Regions from separate parts of the Homo sapiens genome. Here regions 1, 2, 3 and 4 are each linked to region 5. The links are chromatin loops, found by intact Hi-C in ENCODE. Cell type or tissue: PC-9. All regions are shown on one strand.

Region 1 (4,000 bases), 470 kb before region 5:
TCCACACAAAATGTTCATAGCAACATCATTCATAATGATGAAAAGGGGAAACAACCCAAATACCTAACAACTGACAAATGGATGAGTAAAATGTGGTATGTCCATACAATGGAATATTATTCAGCAGTAAAAAGTAATGAAACACTCATGCATGCTCCAACATGGATAAATCTTGAAATCATTAAGTGAAAGAAGCCACGCAGGACGGGTTATATATGATTCTATTTATTAATATATGAAATGCCCATAAAAGGCAAATCTATAGCAAGTAGATTAGTGATTGCCTAGGACTGAAGGGTTTGGGGGAATGAGGAGTGTCTAACAGGCATGGGGTTTCTTTCTGGGGTGATGAAAAAGTTCTGGAATTAGTGGTAATCAATCACCCTTGTGAATATACTTAAAACCACTTAAAAAAGTAAATTTTAGGGCTGGGCACAGTGGCTCATGCCTGTAATCCCAGCACTTTGGGAGGCCAAGGCAGTCGGATCATCAGGAGTTTGAGACTAGCCTGGCCAACATGGTGAAACTAAAAATACAAAAACTAGTCAGGCATGGTGGCGGGCACCTGCAGTCCCAGCTACTTGGGAGGCTGAGGCATAAGAATCACCTGAACCCAGGAGGCGGAGGTAGCAGTGAGCCAAGATCACACCACTGCACTCCAGCCTGGGGGACAGAGTGAAACTGTCTCAAAAAAAAAAAAAAAGTAAATATTATAGTATGTGAATCTTATGTTGTAATCTTATAAGATTCACATACTATAAAATTTCGTATCTTAAACAGTTTTCAGATTACCACAACCTACAAGGCCCTGTCCAGGGTCTCTCCCTCTGACCTCACCACAAGCCTCTCTGCCATCAGTCACTACTCAAACCCACTGGCCTTCTGTCCGTTCCTGAAATATGCCTAGGGTTTTCTTGCCTCAAGGCCTGGAATAAAAAGTCTTGCCTAGTCTCTTTAGATGACTAATACCTCCTCATCCTTTAAGTCTCAGCTCAAATGTCATCTCCACAGTGAGGCCTTCCCTCGCCACTCTATCTAAAATAGGACAGTCGCTCCCATCATTTTCTCTGAGGCAACTCATGTGCTTCCTTTATAGAACATCCACATAGCTTTATGTGAATTCACCTGGTTTTTTTAATGTCAGGTCCACAAGACTGTATGCACCGTGAGGAGTGAATCTGTATTATTCACCATCGTAATTCCCAATGTCTAACACAATTCCTGGCATTTAAGTGCCAGGAATAAATGGTAATATTTTTATTTCCCTAATATGCCACGTCCTCATATGTACTGCTCCCTCTGCTGATACCACCACCATCACTACTGCCTCTACTCCCTCTGCTAACCACCCCTACCTATCTCTCAGCTGAAACATGATCCCCTTGGTGAAGGCTTCCTTTCCTGACCCTCCCTCCTCCCCAGAAGACAGTCTCTCCTTCACTTACTCACCTATTCGTCACCAGCGGCATCTCCACCATTGCAATTAACTTATACTGTATTATACTTGTGTTTTGTTTTTTTTGTTGTTTTGTTTTGTTTTGGTGGGGAGGGAGTCTGGAAGGGATTGTTTTTGTTTTACATTTGTGTCCACTACTTTAGAAAGCCTTAAAGAAAAATATTTGTTCATCTTTGTGTCCCCAGTACTTAGCACACTGCCAGGCACAGTATTGCCACTAATTATGATAATAATGGCTAACATTTATTGTTTAATATGTGCTTAATCTTCTTAGTTCTACAGTAGGTAAATGGATGAATAAATGGATAAATTTCTTGGTCACTAACCTCACAGAGGTCACAGTTTGACAGGGACAGAAGACAGGTATACAGGCTAATGTAGAATAATCACCACCACAAGGCCAAATTAGTTGCCCTGCCCTGTTCCTATGCCTCAAGTCTTAGAGTATGCTTTTCTCTGAGTCCATAAATGTCACGTTTCTTCAAACTCACTTAGAAAACTTCCTTCGATTACTTACAGCCCACTTCCTGCACTTGGTGCCTGGAAGCAATTTCTAGGATGTCACCACAAGCAATATTAAACTGCCACATAGTTTCCTGCTGTGTGTCTGCATTATCAGTTAAATTGCTTCATATTAACCACATTCCAGTCCACTGGGATCATTCAAACACTAAATAAGATTTAAAAATACCTGTTGAAGATTGTCAGTTACCACTGCTCCTTTTATTCTTCTAGATAAATGTCCATACAGATGTAACATTTAGGTTTCCAGGGTGCTACCTGCATACTGGTGACCTTCTCTTTTTTTGTCCATTAAATGTTGATTTGAGGCAAGACAATGTTCCTTTATTAAAATAAACATGAGGCTGGGCACGGTGGCTCACATCACACCTGTAATCCCAGCACTTTGGGAGGCCAAGGCAGGCAGATCACCTGAGGCTGGGAGTTCAAGACCAGCCTGACCAACACGGGAGAAACCCGTCTCTACCAAATAAAGAAAATTAGCCAGGCATGGTGTCTCATGCATGTAATCCCAACTACTGGGGAAGCTGAGGCAGGAGAATCGCTTGAACCCGGGGGTTGGAGGTTGCCATGAGCCAAGATCATGCCATTGCACTCCAGCCTGGGCAACAAGAGCAAAACTCCATCTCAAAAAAAAAAAAAAAAAAAAGAACTAAATAATCTAGTAAAAGGCCTGCGTAAACCATATAATTTGCCTTAGAAATTTATAAAATATAAAACTTTTCTTCCTCAAGGGTTTTTTTTTTAACTCGATAAACACTCAACTCGGTCTTAATTAGAATCTTAATATAGATCCTAATGTATTTCTTAAATGCGTTCCATGAACTCTTCTCAAACAACCATGTGCCAGGCATTGAGTCTGACACAGGGAACTCAAAGATAAATAAGACAGTCCTTCCTCTCAAGAAGTTTATGTCCAGCATGGTACGGGACACAGACAAGAAACGAGATTCAGTATTGTGACTGCAATAAACACAAGGGGCCACAGAAACACGGATGAAGGGCACCTGGCCTAGACTGGAACAGGAGGGGGTGGGGGTGGCAACAGGAAACTGGCATCAAGGCAGGCGTCTGGGGGATGGCATCTGATCTTAGGCCTATAAACTCCCATTCTCTCATTTGAAAAATGTGGTTAATAAATAGCATCGCCACCACTGGACAGTAGTGAGGGTTTCATGAAATGGTTCACATTAAGGATTTCCACGGTACCTGACAGAGATTGTGTTCAACCAGGCTTAAACTTAAAAGAGAAGTCTGATCAAACACGAAATCTCAACACCTGTGCCTAGCAACTCACGTGCTTTACCACTGATCACACAACAGACACCAGCTTCACAATTACACACAATATTGTTTTAAATCAACTTTTATTTTTTAATAATGAGACAATGTTAAGCCCTACTCTGCATGTTAACAGCCTAATTCCTTGGTCATTAAAATTTTCTTCTCCATTACCTTAAACATACCTTTCTCTGACATTTCTAATATACAGTAATGTTCTTAGTCTTTTGATACAGAAGGTGAAAAAAAAGAAAAAAACCTAACAATTACTGAGTTTTTAACATGGACCTGACATTTACATTGATACTGTGTTCAATGCTCATAATAACCCTACAACCTGGACACAGTCCTCCCCATTTTACCTTCAGGGAAACTGAGGTTGAAAAGGCAGTCTGTGTAAAGTTTCATAATTAGCATTAAAAAGAGCTGGAATTTGAACCTAGACCTGATTCCACCTAGTCAACTGACTTGCTGCATCAGAGATAAGCAAGAGAAAACAAAAGGAACCCCTCCCCCTTGTCCCTACCTCCAAGACTGTCCTATTCAATGGAACCTGCACACTTAGATTTCACCACAGCCAGGAGAACATCTTGAATGCCCTGCCAGGAGGGAAAGCCAGCCAGTAGTAACCAAAGCTCTGTCTTCTCCAACAACTAGAGGAGCACTTAAGTGGGTAATTTCCTGTCCATCCCCATTCCTAGCTACAGGCAGAAGTTGCATAATCAACAGTCACTATAAATC
Region 2 (4,000 bases), 320 kb before region 5:
TGGATTGAAGTATATGGAAAAAAATCTGGTCTCATGCAAACATGTAGTTGGAAAAGGGAGGAGTATTTTCCTAGCTTTTTAAGACAAATTATGGATATTATGCTTTGATAGTACACCAAAACTTGACAAGTAGTAGCCTTTTCAACGTTAGTTGCAATGTAGACTTTGAATCCTATCAATAAACTTTTCATGATGTTCCATGAAATCCACCTTGCATTCTGAATGAATCTTTTACTTATGCATGATTTTGTAACACCATGAATTGTCATTTGGAAAATACTGGTTTACTGAATTATGCAGATTTTCCAAATATTGACACATCCCAATAGACAATATTTAAAAAATCACACTTGACAATATCTCATCAGTCTTTAAGTATAAAGAAGCTATTAAACTCAGTTTTCTCTTGAAACTTCAAATTTTATTGTTGGCAATGAATACTAATAGTTGATTTCCTTAAAGTGACAGGCTCACTTCTTTGACTTTTGAGAAAATGTCTGCCAAACACCCAAGTCTGATTAACCCAAATTTATCTCTTAATCATGCTTTCAAGTACAAGTGTTGTTGTAGGAAAGAAGTGGGTGGTTCAGCTGTAATTCACATAATCATACAAGTGCTTTTTATTGAGACAACCATTGTATTGAAATTTGCAACAGAAGGGCTTTATATGCTACTTCCCATTTTTTCACACAGTGTAGTAAAAAGAAGTGTCTAGGGTTTAATAATAGTCATAATATTTATCGATTCATCAGGGCATTTTTTAAAAACCACAGTGTTAAAAGTGTGTGGTGGTGAAGGATGCAATGATTGTTAGTGCAGTTTGGTGCCACTGCCTGGATCTGTGTAACTACCATTGTTTGTGCACCAGCAGTGTACATGTCAGACTTCGAAAAAAGCAAATAATTTTTTTCTTTTTCTTCTTTTTTTTCTTTTTCTTTTTTTTTTTTGAGATGGAGTCCTGCCCTGTCACCAGGCTGGAGTGCAATGGCATGAACTTGGCTCACTGCAAGCTCCACCTCCCCAGTTCAAGTGATTCTCCTGCTTCAGCTTCCCGAGCAGCTGGAATTACAGGCATGCACCATCATGCCTGGCTAATTTTTGTATTTTTAGTAAAGACAAGGTTTCACCATGTTGGCCAGGCTGGTCTCGAACTCCTGACCTCAGGTGATCCACCCATCTCAGCCTCCCAAAGTGCTAGGATTACAGGTGTGAGCCAACGTGCCCAGCCTTGCCTATGCTATGCTTTCAATACATCAAAAGTAAAATAAATACGATGTATGTTTTTAATAAGTTAAACATAAGCATCTGAATTTTACATATCCACAAAGCTGGTTTCTATCAGAGTGATTATCAAATAGCAGGAATATGCTAAAGAAGTCAGACAGAATGACAGAGAGTAACGGAACCACAGGGAATCCATTATGCATATTTTGGGCCATTCAAAGCTTTTTTTTTTTTTTTTTTTTGAGACAGAGTCTCCCTCTGTTGCCCCGGCTGGAGTGCAATGGGGTGATCACAGCTCACTGCAACCTCTGCCTGCTGGGTTCAAGTGATTCTCCTCCCTCAGCCTCCCAAGCAGCTGGGATTACAGTGCTCACCACCACACCCGATGAATTTTTGTATTTTTAGTACAGACAGGGTTTCACCATGTTGGCCAGGCTGGTCTCGAACCCATGACCTCAAGTGATCTGCCCACCTCAGCCTCCCAAAGCACTGGGGTTACAGGCGTGAGCCACCGCACCCAGCCTCAAAGCTTTTGTAAACATTAGGAAAGTGCTTCTTGTCTGAGTTTACTTCCAATTCTGCTTTATTGTTAAATCTCATTGTTAACAATATTTCCCAACTCCTTCCTTCCCTCCTCCTTCCTTTTTTGCCAACATCTCTAAGAAAGTTGGATGGCATACAAGTCCTTCATGTGTCATTATGAACATGTTTAATCAGGTTGCTTTTCCAACATCCAAGACAATTGGTCTCAATTAGAGTAAAAGAATTTCTCTGGAGGTTAAGGGAGAAATAAGTTATTTTGAAGCCTTGGGCCCCCGAGAGAGAGAGAGAGCCTGGTGGGTGATTTATGCATCAGAGAGGCAGCAGGACTGGGTGTGATAGTGGGAAGGTGAGGTGGCCCAGAAAGGATGGAGGTAAGATCTTGAAGACAAACTTGGCTGAATTTTATGAATTACTAGAGGTTGGCTTCTAATTAGGCCTGGAACTCAATGCCATGCTGGTGTCATTCTTTCCTTTTGCTTCTCTGGGGACAGCCTGGCCTTCTGGGCCAGGGCCCATTAGTGAGTCACCGTGCAGGGCATTCATTCACTAAACATTCCTTCAGAACCTGTTCTGTTTCAGGTTCTGAGTTGGATGCTGGGAAAACAGACATTGCTCAGCCTCTGTTCCTGCCACTAGTGAGCTCTTGAACTTGTAAAGAGAATCATATCATTAATTTTAACTTACTAGATCAAGGGATGTCCAAGAGAGCCTGTGAGCCCCAGATTAGTGACTCTGTTTCTGAGAGGGACTGATATCAGAGTGGGGTCTTGAAGGATGAATAGGAGTTTGACAGGCAGAGAAATGTCCTTCTAGGCAAAAGCACATGCAAAAGTATATGGAGGTATGAAAGAATATAGCTTACTCAGGGAGAATGAGACATTACAGGATCAGCGGTTAATGGAACAAGATGGGGGACGAGCAAGAAAAGGTATAAAGAGGCAGAATGATGAACAGCCTTAAATGACACTGTTTGGAGTTTGGACAGGGTAGAGAGATCAGCTAGAGAGCAGGGGTCAAACTTGGGCCTAGGTTTGCTGAACTCTCAAGGCGCCAACTTGAAAGAGTGAGAAGTCCCCTTCTCTGACCAGAAGCAACTTACATACTTCCTGGTGGAGTAGAAACCAATTCCAGCATGGGGGAAGCCCCCAGAGCAGCTGTATAGGGCAGGCACATGGTGCTCCTGGATCTGAAAGGAAGGGAAAAGGATGGAACAATTCAGTGCACTTCTAAGTTATCCAAAACAATGTGAGTCATTTAACAAATATTTGTTTCGCTCCTACTGTATGCAAGACAGAGGTTGTCAGTGTGTTCAAGCCAAAGATCAAATACCCATGCCTCAAACCTGGGCTCAGATCCCAGCTCTGCCACTGATTTTCTGCATGGACGTGGGCAAATTGCTTCTCCTTTCTGGGCCGAAGTTTCTCCATTGGTACAATATGGGTGTTAGATTTGAAGATTTTGATCATGATGTCCTGCTCTCATATTCTGCAATTCTGACTTGCTCTGTGATCTTGGGCCAGCCCCTGCCCCTGTCTTGGCCTCAGTTTCCTCATCTGTAAAATGGAAGGTAGGAAGAGATTTAGCTTGAGATACATGGAGCCTGTATCTTGGTCACCCGAGCCTTCCCTACACCCAGCCCAGGGTCCTGAGCTACTCTCCCCACCCCCAGCACACTCTAGCTTCCTCTACATTTCTCATCAAGATGCAACATACTTTAAATAGCATCTGCATGACTGGCTGGTTTTTTCCTTCCCGGAGAAGCTCTCTACAAAGTGTGCCAAGTGGCAGCTGTCAGGGCCGAGGTGGCATTTCCCTCAGTGATGCTGACAGCAGCTGTCCCGGCGCAGGCTGAATGGAATGGAAATGACATCATGTTTATTCAGGAAAGATGTTCCCAGACCCAGATCAGTGTCAGCAAGATGCTGGGATGCTTGAGGAGGGAAAACAGGACCAAGACCAGGCACTGGGTCTCCTCTTCTGGAACACACACTGCGCCATACGCCACCCATCTCACACACATTCCACGCACACATGCTCACACACCCACACCACTCACACAGACGGGCCTCCATATATACCACACCCTCTCGCACACGCACGAAAACACAGATGAACACGTGCCACATGCTATACAGGCTCCCCCCTCCCCCGCACACAATCGCACCACAGGTACATATCAATACACACCACCATGACAGCGCACACATACACCACATGCTCACAGATACACAGA
Region 3 (4,000 bases), 95 kb before region 5:
GCCTGCTGTGTGACCTGGCACCCGTCACTCAACCTGTCTGAACTTTGGTTTCTCTTCTGAACAGTGTGGATCATAGCAGGGCCCGTCTAGGGGTCTGTAAGTGTGAACGAGGTATGAGCGGCACTGGGCACCTGCCTGGCGCATGTGTGGTGCATGCTCTGTTGGCGGGGGCTGTTATTCTGGTGCTCCCTGCCAGCCAGTGTGCCTGGGCGTGGCATTCCTTACAGCCCCTGGGCTTGCGCTGAGTTTCTTTCTGTAATTGCTCAGTCTGGCTGGTCTGAGAAGCAGGTTCAAATGGCAGCTCTCTCCACTGTGTGGACTCAACTTTGGCAAGCCATGTTTCTCCATGGAGCCTTAGTTTCCTCATCAACAAAACAAGGGTGATGGTACTTTGCAGGTGTCTTGGGAGATGCCGTTTCACCCGTGGATGTTGGCTGATGTTGAAGTTGGTCCGGCCTTGACCCAGCCAGTGGCCAGTGCAGTGAGCTGTCCTTGCCGGGCCTCCGATCTTCAGCTCCCTGGGGCATGTGTCGGGCAGTGGAGCCTCTGCAGGCTGGCTGAAGGCCCCAGGCAGTGGGCATCCATCCTCGGCTTCTGCCACCAGGAGCCAGCTGGACCAACAGACATCACCCCTGGTGCTGGCACTGGTGCTGCCAGTACCATTCGCTCGGGGCGGAGAGAAAGCTGTGTGTGCCTGAGTGTGAAGCCACAGGGACGGCTTCCTGCTTTAGGGAAAACAACCTGTGAAGCTGTGCCCTCGGCTGGAGGCACAGAGGAGGGGCCTTGCTCAGGGAAACTGGAGAGGGGAGTACAGTGTCTGGCCAAGGCTGACCTCCAAGGCCAGGAGTGGGTTCTCCCTGGGCTTGGCAACACCTGTCAGTCTGGGAGCCACAACTGCCTTTGCCACGTCTACCCTCTGCTTCAGTGGACAGAACGAGCCTGGTGGACATTAGATGACCCCTGATCATGCCTGTGCACGTGCACACACAGGAGCAGAAGAGGCAGGCAGGACACACACCGTTACCACCTCCAGGGTTCAGAGCAAGGAGAGGTGTAAGATCCAGTATATGAATGCACTTCCATGCATGGACCCCAGTACACATGGACCCTTGCAAGCTCATGCCCCCAAACCTGCTCCAAGCAGGGTCCTTGGACAGAGCCCTCCTGGTGTCTGAGGTCGTGCTTCACTGGCCGGGCCACGATGAGCCACCAGTCTCCATGAAGTGTGGCATTTGACAGGAGGCACAGGAATGACTTCCCCCTAGGTGAAGTTTCCAAAAATTCAGAGGCAAGGGCCCAATGACAGCCTTGGTCAGAAAGGCCACTTGGAACCTCAGAGCCAGCCCATTACAGCAGCCGATCCCTTCCAGCAGGTGCCTGGATTAAAACCAAGCGCTCATGTCTCCCTAGGGTCACAGCCCACATTAGTGAGAGCCTCATCCATGGCCGGGCAGGGTGCGGCACAGCAGCTGGCTTTGCAGAGGCAGCCACGGCTCACGTAGATGATGAAGACGTTTGCTCCAGAGCAGTCCTAAAGAGGCCATGCTGCGTAGGACATAGAGCAGCAATCTTGGGTCCAACAGCCCCAGCTGTGTCATTTACCAGCTGTGTTACCTGGGGCAGGGATGACCCTGGGCAAGTCCCTGCCTCAGGCCCCATGTCTGTCACATGGAGGTGATCACGCCTCCATTGTACAAGTGAGGGTTAGCTTCAATAGCTAAATAGCCTCATAGCTAAAGCCTCAGAGGTCCCTTCCCATGTGCCAGGCTCTGTGCTAAGGAGTTTACAGTGACCCTAAGAGGAAGATCTGACTGTTAGCCCATTTTCCAGATGAAGAAACTGAGACGCAGCATGGTTAGATGAAACCGGGCCAGGACCTGGACTCCTGCAGTCCAGCTCCCCGCCAGCCTCACTGAACCCTGAGGCTTCTCCCAATCTGGTCCCTCGGTGCCTGGGGACACACAGCACACGGCAGCCTAAAGCCAGGAACCTGAGCTGGGAAGCCTCACTGTGCAGCTATCCACAGTGTTTTGCAAATGTAGGGCCCTTGCTTGAGGCAGAAGAAAAGCCCTCTTTGAGGTGGTGTTCAGTGTGGCCTGCAGCTCTGGGTCTTGCATTCCATGGATTTTTGGCCCCTGACTTGGGCTTGGCAGCTACTACCTCATTGTTCTGCAACTTGGCAGGAGCCGCGGGATCCCGGGGACGGGCAGTCCTCAGTGTTACCCCGAGGTGCCTGCACGCATGTGCTAAGGGTCTTTTCCCTGCTCCGTGTGGCTCGTCCTTCCACGTCCCCTTTGCCTTGGCCTTTCTGCATCTGAACCCCCTAAGAAGCAGTTTCTGACAGGAATTTCCAGAGCACAGGGCTTGGGTTTCTGTTGGGGTGTGGACCAATAGAACAAAATGCCCTAAAATCCAATACCCATGGAGAGCCCCAAGAGGCAGTAGATTCCTTGGAACAAAGAGGGAGTTTAGAGTCACTGAGATCTGGATTTGAATCCTTTCTCTGCAGCTTATCAGCCTAATGGCATCGAGCCTCTTCCTCTGAGCCTCGGTTTCCCCATCTATAAAATGGGTCTACCAATAGCCCCGAGGGTGAATGGGAAAGACCTGGCCCACAGGAACCCTCATCCCTTCCTTTCTCCCTTCCTCCTTCCCCCTCGCGCCTCCCCACCTCCTTCCCCTCAGCAGGGACCCTCTCTGGCTCTCGGTGGGTAGGGGCTTGCAGAGTCCTCCGTGGCTGCTGCTTTCCTAGAACAGGGAACATCAACACCTGCCGGCTCCTCCCTGGAGGCTAACGGTGCCGCAGGTTCCATTAGGTTCTGAACAGAGCAGCTCGTAATGACTGGGGTTTGGCAGCAAAGGCACCACTGGGGTAGACAGTGGTGCTGCATCAGCTTGCTGTGGTCAGTGGGGCAGAGTCTCCGGGGGCTCCTGCCCCTGGGGACCCTGTGGAGGAAATGGGCCCTTGTGGTCCGCCAGCCCTGAGATCACCCCTGTGCATCAGCAGCACAGGCCCCATTCTCAAGTGGAGAGAGGGCCCATTCGGGGTGGAGCCAGCTGGAGAGATGATGGTGTTGCTGTGTAAGAACCTGTGGGGAGTGCAGTACCGTAGTTTTGGACAAATATGCAGTTGTTGGTTCAAATCCTGGCTCCTTTTGTCTGTGATCCTTGGGACCCGGGCAAATCTCTTAACCTCTTCGTGCCTCAGTTTTCTCATCTGTGAAATGGGACCATAATAGACCTTACCTCATGGAGTTGTTGACAAAATGAGATGGGCTAATAGAGGTGAAGAGCGTAGGGCAGGGCCCAGCATGATCAGGGCCCTGCAATTATTAGCTCTTATTCCCGGTCCCCCTTGCACTGCTCCTGGAGCCCTGCCCATGTGAGGCCACAGGTGAGCTCCTGAGAGTGTGCAGACCATGGCATCTGGCTGCAGCTGTTGGAGAATGCGGTCAGCGCCACGTGGGGAGGGCAGGAATGACATTCCCAAGCACCCGCTAGGCTCCTCCCCAGTGGGATTTGCCCAAGGTCTCAGCTGGTGAGTGACAGGGTCTAGATTCCACTGCCACAGTTTCCAGTACATGGGAGGCCCCAGGGCAGGTGGGCGGGTAAGCCGATGTGTGCATGGGTCTCGCAGGGGTGACCTGTGGGCCAAGGCTGGTGCCTTCTGAGATAAAGATGGAACCTTCTCACTGAAGACAGTTCTCCACTCTTTCCCTGGAGGTCTCCCTAAGGGCAGAGGACAGTGAGCATGTCACCCTGAGGGGTCTAGGGGTGCAGCTGGAAGCAGCTGCAGAGCCTGCAGGAGGCTCAGTTTTATCTTCAAATTCATGCGCATTTTACATTCTGCTCTCTCTCATATTCCCCCTAACAAAGATGCCTGGGGAAGGTGCTCGTGTTTATCTGTTTATCCTGGGGCTCTTTATACCCTGGGTCTTCCCCTGTGTCACCTTGGGATGTCACCTGCGCTCCAGTGCAAGAACTCGGCACAAATGGTGGA
Region 4 (4,000 bases), 350 kb before region 5:
CGCAAGTGGGAGGAGGGGAGAAAGGAGTAATAGAATGTGCAAAGGCCCTGAGGCTCAGAGGTCCACAGCACTAAAAGGTGGCCAGTGTGGCCGGAGCTCTCAGAGCAAGGGCCAAGGTGGTGGGAGGTGGGGCTGAGGACACAGCCAGGGGCTTTCCAGGCAGCATGTCTGGGCCTCAATTCCAAGAGCACCAGGAAGCTAGAAATGAAGGCAGGGGAGGAGGAGGCAGGGGGTGGATGTGAGGGGCCTCTTAAAGCTGCCAGGTAATGGGACATCTGGCTAGGTGGAGGCAGAGGGAATGGACCAGCTATGGGGGGAGGGAGAGCCAGGAGGGATCAGGATCATAACCAGGTGGATGCTGTGGCCCTTCACTGCAATGAGGAAAGTCATCAGGAAGAGGAAGGGGGAAGATGCTCGGGGATTTGTGGTTTAGATTTGCTGAGTTTTTGATGGCTTTGAGACATCCAAGTGCTGGCCTGGTCTTTCCCCTCAAGGGGCTCCCAGTCAGAAGGAGGAGGCATGAAAGGGACCTGGGACACTTACCCAGTGCTTCTCTTCTTTGAATTTCCCAGCTATCCTGAGTAAGAGTGTCCTCAAGCTGGCATTTGAGGCTTGGTCACAAGTTAGTCCCTGCCCACTTCTCTGGTGCAGGACTTGGGACCTACCTACCCATCTTTGGGCTTAAAGCCAGCCAGGTGCACCAAACTCACCAGTGCTTTGCACACTGGGTGGGCTCTCTGCCTGAGGGTCTTCTCAAAAACTCCTGCTCAAATGTCCCCTCCTCTCTGGAACCTTCTCTGCTGTCACTTCCACCCTTCTCACCATGCAGGGCTGGAGGGGGCAGGGGTGGATGTGAGGGGGCTCCTAAAGCCACCAGGTAATGGGACATCTGGCTAGGTGGAGGAAGAGGGAATAAACCAACTGTAGTTGTCTGTTCTCCCCGCATCCCTACCCCAACGCCAACAGGGCCACGTGGGGCTGGCCTGTGACTGCCCGGTTCAGTATGAATCTGTGGGTTCTTGTTTTGAAAGTATGTTATACTCTCTCTTTCCTGCTAGTGTAAGCTCCATGACTCAGCCTCTCCATCTTCATATTACTCCTGGCCCGGATGAGTCCCTCCTAAATAGTTCCTAAGTCCTGGAGAGGGTAAATGTTAGCATAAGCGTTCACTATGGTTGAGAGTCTAGTCCTTAGGGGTTCGGTGCTGGATTCTGTCCTGCCGCTTACTGCTGTGGGATCCTGGGCAAAGTACTGAACCTCTCTGAGCTTCCAGGATTTGTCGTCTGTATAACGGGGGTAGTGATGACACCTACTTCTTAGGGTTTCGTGAACGTTGAATGGTGTAACTCACGCAGCCATAGCGTTTAGCAGAGTGCCTGGCTCATCGCAGTGCTCAGTTCCTGGGAGCTGTTGCTATTTATTCAGCTCCGTCTTTCCATTCAGGCACCTCTAGCGTGCTTGCCCCTTGAAAAGAGGAGAGGGAGGGCTCCCACTCTGGGACGGCCGCAGTGGTTTTCAGAGCTTGGGGTGGGGGTGGGCTTGGGGCGGTTCCGGGCATGGGGGTGGCCGCGGGCCTGGAGCTGTAAGAGGAGGTCCCTGGGGACTGGGGAGAGGGGGGCGGAAGCCGGAGCCGAGGTCGGATCCGGCGAGGTGGGCAGAGCAGACATCCTGCGGGGGCGCCCCCAGCCCGGACCGAGGCACGGTCCCGGGGGAGCCGGCCCGGGCACCGCGGCCATCGGAGCTGGGACGCCGGGTCTGGGGCTGCAGAGCCGCCGCAGGGGCCGGACGAGGGCGCCCCCTGGCGGGGCACCGCGGCATCGCCCCGGGTCTCTCACTTCCTCAGCAGGCTGGGTGGGGTCTTCGCGGAGGAAATTCCCCTCAGGGAGGGGTGTCGGGGACTCCGGAGAGCTGTTTCGGGCTCCGGACGCTTTCCTGGGCTCCAAAACTGGGAGTGACGCTTTTGAGCCCTCACGTGTGCCGCGTACTGCATTAGGCAGATGGCAGCTCACGGCACAGGCATTGGCACGCGGTGGGTCCCCCAGGGTCCTCTTCTCCCTTAGCCTCATTCCTCGGGCTTCTGGGCAGGGGTGTTGGGCTCAAGCCTGAGAGGGTCCTCCGGTATGGAAGGGGTGAGGGTTGTGCAGCTCCAGACCGCCATCCTGGGTGCCCCCAGGGCTCACTCTCCCTGCGGGCCCCCCACTCCCAGGACTGGACCCTGTGTATGGCGTGTGATGAGTGGGGGTGGGGCTGCGGTGGGGCTGGGTGGAGGTCTGTGATGTGTGCTGCTGTCAGGGAATCTGAGTGTGGCTGTGCCGTGGTGTTAGTGTGGGAGCGTCTGTATGTGTTGAGACGTGTGTGTTTTTGTTTATTTTTAGGGGGATGTGTACAAGTATGTCCGACTGTGAGTGCGTCTGTGATCAGCGGTGTGTGTGTGTGTAATCAGATGTGTGTGTACTCAGATGTGTGTGTCTGTGTTCAGAGGTTTGTGTGAGTCCGTGTGATGACTGTTCAGGTGTACACAGCTGTTCAGGGTGGCTTCTGCTCGTGTGATGCAGGTTGGGGTGTGTGTTGGGGCTGAGGGGTGAGCTGAGCCTGCCTGAGGAGGGAGCGAAAGCCCTAATCAATTTCCACCTAACAGAAGGGTGGCGGCCCCCCTGTCCTGTCTGCTTCCCTCAGCCCCATCAGGACCAATATTTTCCTTTCCTGTCTCCCCTGACCCCCACCTGCACCAAAGGCCAGCTCTTTATGCCTCATTTTAGAGACAAGAAAGCCAGGCTGAAGTGCTGGGGCACTGGCCCAGGAACACTCGGCCAGAAAGCAGTGGAGCCAGGGTCTTGGCTGGAATCCCAACTCCAGCCTAATTCTTGCTTCTCCCAGGAGGGCCCTGTGCACCCTTCGCCCAGCCCGAGGCTGGGGTGAGGACGACTTTCTGGGCTGGGCTGTGTGGGGAGCAGGACACAAAAGGCCCAGTGTCTGCCCCTGCCTCCCCCTCCTGGCCCTGCCCTGCTCCAGGAGCCGGGTGGGTGTCCAATGCCAGACTGGGCAAAGAGGGGCATGTGATACTCATGCTCACGAGGGCACCCAGCCCCAGCACTGGACCCACCTGCCCCCCGCGCCGTTCCATGGGCTGGCTCGGGTTGGGTGTGATGAGGAAACAAAGCTCTGGCTGCATTTTAGGATCCTGGCGCCAGCTCTCAAAGCGCTCCAGCTTGCCCTGCTCTGGGAAGGGATTGATGAGTAATTAAGATCATGATGATATCAACACAACATATTAAAAGAAACAGAATGATTGCTACTGTTTGCTGAGGCCTGACTATGTGCTGTTGCTAAGTTCTGGGGGGGCAGTGATGCAGGCTGGTGAGGACCTTGGACCTCACCAGAGCCAGGATTATTTCCCAGCAATGTTGTCCAGCTGTGTTACCTCGGGCAAGTTGCTTAAAGTCTCTGCTTCAATTTCCCCACTGTAAAATGACAGGAGGTGAACATATATATATATATATATACACACACACACACACACACACATATACTTTAAAACCCATCCTGCCATTGAATACGTGCAGCAAGTATTTGCCCTTATTTTTGCGATCTTTTTGGCTCCCTGTGGTGACCTAGGAGGTAGGTATTGTTATTCCCACTCTACAGACAAGAAAACTGAGGCTGAGCCATTTGCTATAGGTCACAAAACAAGGGGTGTCTGGGCTGGATTCTGATGCCAGGTCCTGTATCCCAGGCTGTATTCTCCCACTGACATTGATAGGTTAGGTCATTGCTGATAGTGTTAACCCTCTAAGAGTCCAGAAAGTGCTTCCATGTGCATTGACTTTGACTCTTTGACTCTCATCAGTCTTTTTTTTTTTTTTTTTTTTGAGGTGGAGTTTCTCTCTTGTTGCCCAGGCTGGAGTGCAGTGGCTCAATCTCGGCTCACCCCAACCTCTGCCTCCCAGGTTCAAGTGATTCTCCTGCCTCAGCCTCCCGAGTAGCTGGGATTACAGGCATG
Region 5 (4,000 bases):
ACAGCAATCAATCATCACAAACAAATACACCATGTCTCTCCTGCCTAACGTCCTTAGGAGGGCTTCCTTAGGACCGTCTTAGAGGTACAATCATCTTAATAATGAAGTCCTCTGAGCGTTTCAGCATGGGGCTAGACCCCACTTATCCAGAAGTGTACTCTTGGCAAACACAGCACTGAACAAACTACAACAGATGCACACGGTACTTAAGAACTTTCACAGCACAGTCACATCAGTTTTGTTTGCTCTTCAGGCATGGCAAGTAGTAGTAGTCCCATTTTACAAAAGGAGAATAAAGCTCAAAGATAAGGAACGTGCCCAGATCACACAGCCAGTGATAAGCAAATCTGGGATTCTGAAGCCAGATCTTTCTGAATTTAAAGTGTGCGATGTTCTTTCCATTCCACCACGTTTGCCTCTTAAATAGCAAAGCCAAATGCTTGAAATCAAGATTAGCAAGTAAGCCTGGGAGATGGAGCTATCTTTTCTTAGCTCCCCACCCCAAAAAAGCATGCTTTCAAACTTGCTTCTTCTTTAGATTTCAGCTCGATTACCACACACATCTGGATATAGTTAATTTGTGTTGTTTTGCTTGGAAATTCAAATGAGACTGGAATTTAGTTAAATGTTTTAAATGATTAAACATATGCCATTCACTGTTTAGCAATGCCACTCAAGTATCTGTTATAACAGCATTTATTTTAAAATAGTCTCATTCAAAAAAAAAAAAAAACCTAAAATTAGTCTCCATTTTCTAAAACCTCTGAAGGTGTTTCGATCTTAGCTTACCAGGATTAGTAACTCACTTTGAAACTAACTTTTTCTGAGCGAACAATCCAATTCAGGATGAAATCTGAAATTTTACAATCTAGATATTGCTTTTACTTGTTCTGTACATTTAAATGTGTTATTTTTCTATGTCAGAGTTCACTAAAATACTCAACAAACTTAGCAATTCTATAATCTATGTTATTAGATATGCTAAAGAAACAGTAAAAGACTGAAATAATTTCCTAAAACCTGCTGCTTCTAAGTCAAAAGCTAGGAAGGACCTGAAAGGTAGAAATTTGCTTTTTCTAATAAGGTGCTCACTAACTCTCAAACTGGGGAAGGGGAAAACATTCATTGACGGTCTTAGGTCCTGGACCCTGAACTCAAGTACTGGGAGTATTTGGCCCTTTTACAGACAAGGAAATTGAGACTCAACTGGTTCCAAATAGTTTGCCCATGGCAAGAGTCAATGAGAAGCGGAGCCAAGCTTTAAACCTAGGTCCTATTCTGAAGCATGGGTTCTCAAGCTCATGCACCCTTCAGAAGGGCAACTTCCCACTCTTTCTTCAAACAACCCATTCCCAGGTGCCCACGCAGGAGCAGCAGGCTCTGGGAACACCAAGAGGCACAAGAGGTGGCCCGGCTCTGGCGCTCCCTAGCTGGGCATATCACTCCGAGCTCTGCAAAGCTGCCAAAGTTGCTCCAGGAGGCACAAGCAACTGCATCAAGCACAGCGTGAATGATGCAACCGGAAACCGAGGGGCACAGCAGCCCTACTGAACTAGGTTCCTTCCCCGCACAAGAGGGCAGGGGACAGGAGGTGCCTTCCTCAAAGGGTGGCTCTGAGGGTTACACAAGATGGCACGTGTAAAGCAAAATGCTGGGGACACTAAAAGTTCAAGAAAAGCTGGCTGATGAAATTCCTCTCCGACAAGCTCCTGGTCCTCCAGGCAGCTATTTTATACAATCACTCTCAGCAAGTCCCAGGGTTGGCAGCTTTCATGGAAATAGAGGTCTTCAGAATTTCTTTCTCAAAGTCATGAAGTTATGAGAGGCAGCAGGAAATGGATTTCTACTGCTTTTCCCCAAATCAATTTAACCAGATCGTCTCAGGAAAAAAAGCTGCTCCTTCTGCTAAAGAGCGGTCCATTTTAAGCAGCCAAGGACCTGTTTGCCACCATGGCCTGCCAAGGTGTAAGATGTATGCGGCGATAACAGAGTCACACACAGGACTTTCTAATCCATCAGTGTCAGCTCTCCCTGACAGAGCGCTTACTCACACTTGCTCATTGTTAGTCAACTGGCCACTCATCCTGGGTAAAATTTGGTGCTTTCCACAGACCCACAGACTGGGATCATTTTTCACTCCATTCCTGCCTCCAAGGCCTCATCTCCTAGTACTGGTGCTTGCTCTGGAGGCCAACAATGCCAATGTGTGCAGAGCTGATTGATGAATATAAAATAAGGCGGGCACCAGGGGACCATATCCAGCCACTAGAGAGCAGTGGAGCACCTCTCACTGCTCGGTAAAACAGACGCAGGCTTTAAATGGTTTAATTGTATGCATGCATTTCATTATAAGTCCTGGCCAAAAGCTTCCCGGCGAGGCAAGCCAAGCAATCAGACAATCTTGCATCGCTTGCTGAAATCCAGATTTGTCCTTTGTCAGCATAAACAGTTTAATTTGATGTTTTCACTCCTGAGTAAGCACTGAGTATTACATTTAAACCCCTCATGAGGGAGAAGAATGCTTCCTTTTCATCAGCAAATGTACCTCAATGTCAAAGTCTACCTTTTATTCCCAATGAATTTAAAAAAGTATTCCATTTAATTTGCTAAAAATATTTGTAAGGCATCCAACAATTTCACTCAAAAGCTAATTCCTCAAAAAACGGAGTTCCTTTTCTAAATGTAATATAGTCAAAGAGGAGTTACATTTTACCCTAATAATTTAAAACACCACTTGAAGGGAAAAGGGATTTTTCTTATAATTGCAACTGCAACATCTCATTGACCTGACAGGTTATAAACACTTATTCTTCAGAAAAGACTAACAATCACGGCATCAGGGCCTAAAATGTGAGAGGTTTTATTTCATTAATGCATTTTAATGAAATGTCACAAGATATGGAGAGAGAACATTTTTTCCTTAAAACATAGGTGTCACCTACCCCTGTTTAGAGGACAAAATGGAGGACGAAAATGACCCTAAAATGCACCTATCTTAATCAGTCCCCTGCACCACGAGGCCACACCGGGAAACCGAAGCTGAGTGCAAGGCATACACCCTGCCCTGCTGCCGCAGGAACGCAGGGCAGTGGGAGCTGGCAAGTCTCTTAAAGGTCCCCTTTACTCAGGTCCATATTTCAAAATAACTTCCCAAACTTCAGGGCATTCCACTTTAATTGATGGACTAGACAGTATTATTTTCATTGTATGGATGGAAGAAGCTAAAGTTCACAGAAAGGAAGGAGGCTACCCAAAGTCATGCAGCCAGGAATGGCAGCATGGGTACATGAACTCAGATCTGGTTAACAGCAAATCCCTCATTCTGTGAACTACACAGTGAAAAGCCTTCTGATGGCTAAGATGACTTTCCACGTAGTCTGACCAATGAGGAAGTAAAAGGCATCAAGCACTAGGTCATAAGCATATAAAGGCACTTTCCTTTAGCAGGGGCGACTCTGGTCCAATTCTGAAACAAGAGCAGATAAAGATGAGCTGGTTAACCTCACTCTCTCTCAGTGGGGTTTAAAGCAAAGAACTTTAAACTGAGCATTTCCTTTAACTGTTCTGAAAAGTGCTCTGGCAAGGGCTTTTACTTGGTTGTAGGCTGAGGACAATTCAAATCAGGAGACTTTGTGGTAAAATGTCAGAGCAGGGAAAAAAGGAGGAAGAGCACCCATACATTAATTCAATACCTCACCATTTTGTCTATAAAAGGTGTTTAATATTTTTTTACACAGAATCAAGAACAAAATCCAATCTAATTAGAATAAATTAAGAACTGGCAAGGGCTGACTATATTACATTTCCTGTAACAATATGAATTTTAGAAGTAAGTATTTTCTCATTTCCTGATATCACGGCACCATCTATTGGCTTAGTACCACCTTTGCAGCAACCAAGAAACAAGATGCATTCATTCAACTTTCACGGGCTTTTGGTTCCCAGCTGTTTTATTCCTGGCACTCCACCGCAACATAATTTTAAGATATAAAATCCATTC

Evidence for each region. A loop is a pair of places that touch in the nucleus more often than their neighbours do. Peaks named below come from ENCODE experiments on the same cell type or tissue, not always from the same donor. Only the 100,000 strongest peaks of a DNase experiment are listed, where the experiment ranks them.
Region 1: it touches region 5 in a loop (6-fold over the local background); 1 of 110 quality-filtered maps calls a loop at or near these places.
Region 2: it touches region 5 in a loop (5-fold over the local background); 1 of 110 quality-filtered maps calls a loop at or near these places.
Region 3: a loop joins it to region 5, with 2.4 times the contacts of the local background. A loop is called at or near these places in 1 of 110 quality-filtered maps.
Region 4: it touches region 5 in a loop (3-fold over the local background); 1 of 110 quality-filtered maps calls a loop at or near these places.

The regions. Positions count from the first base shown.
Region 1 is chr9:123,923,961-123,927,960 of GRCh38, forward strand. The region is part of intron 1 of DENND1A (DENN domain containing 1A); the gene reads right to left. Among named protein-coding and RNA genes, the nearest start is that of DENND1A, 4.2 kb to the right of the region's middle. RefSeq lists an enhancer at 3,923-3,972. In PC-9, no CTCF peak of the experiment used is centred here; DNase peaks (open chromatin) are centred at 2,031 and 3,961; H3K4me3 peaks cover 619 bases; H3K27ac peaks cover 2,293 bases.
Region 2 is chr9:124,075,831-124,079,830 of GRCh38, forward strand. All of the region lies in intron 2 of LOC107987037 (a long non-coding RNA gene), which reads left to right. Among named protein-coding and RNA genes, the nearest start is that of LHX2, 66 kb to the left of the region's middle. RefSeq lists enhancers at 2,654-3,853, 2,860-3,154 and a silencer at 2,860-3,154. In PC-9, no CTCF peak of the experiment used is centred here; DNase peaks (open chromatin) are centred at 2,321, 3,021 and 3,511; H3K27ac peaks cover 1,773 bases.
Region 3 is chr9:124,295,565-124,299,564 of GRCh38, forward strand. All of the region lies in intron 1 of NEK6 (NIMA related kinase 6), which reads left to right. Among named protein-coding and RNA genes, the nearest start is that of NEK6, 40 kb to the left of the region's middle. RefSeq lists enhancers at 840-1,747, 3,562-4,000. In PC-9, no CTCF peak of the experiment used is centred here; a DNase peak (open chromatin) is centred at 2,097; H3K27ac peaks cover 476 bases.
Region 4 is chr9:124,039,365-124,043,364 of GRCh38, forward strand. The region is part of intron 1 of LOC107987037 (a long non-coding RNA gene); the gene reads left to right. Among named protein-coding and RNA genes, the nearest start is that of LHX2, 30 kb to the left of the region's middle. RefSeq lists enhancers at 1,543-2,077, 2,078-2,610 and silencers at 1,690-1,899, 1,940-1,999. In PC-9, CTCF peaks have their summits at 1,848 (motif pointing left) and 2,052; no DNase peak of the experiment used is centred here; H3K27me3 peaks cover 2,610 bases.
Region 5 is chr9:124,390,928-124,394,927 of GRCh38, forward strand. All of the region lies in intron 5 of PSMB7 (proteasome 20S subunit beta 7), which reads right to left. Among named protein-coding and RNA genes, the nearest start is that of PSMB7, 23 kb to the right of the region's middle. In PC-9, CTCF peaks have their summits at 2,268 (motif pointing right), 2,474 and 3,943; DNase peaks (open chromatin) are centred at 1,594 and 2,094; H3K4me3 peaks cover 2,522 bases; H3K27ac peaks cover 4,000 bases.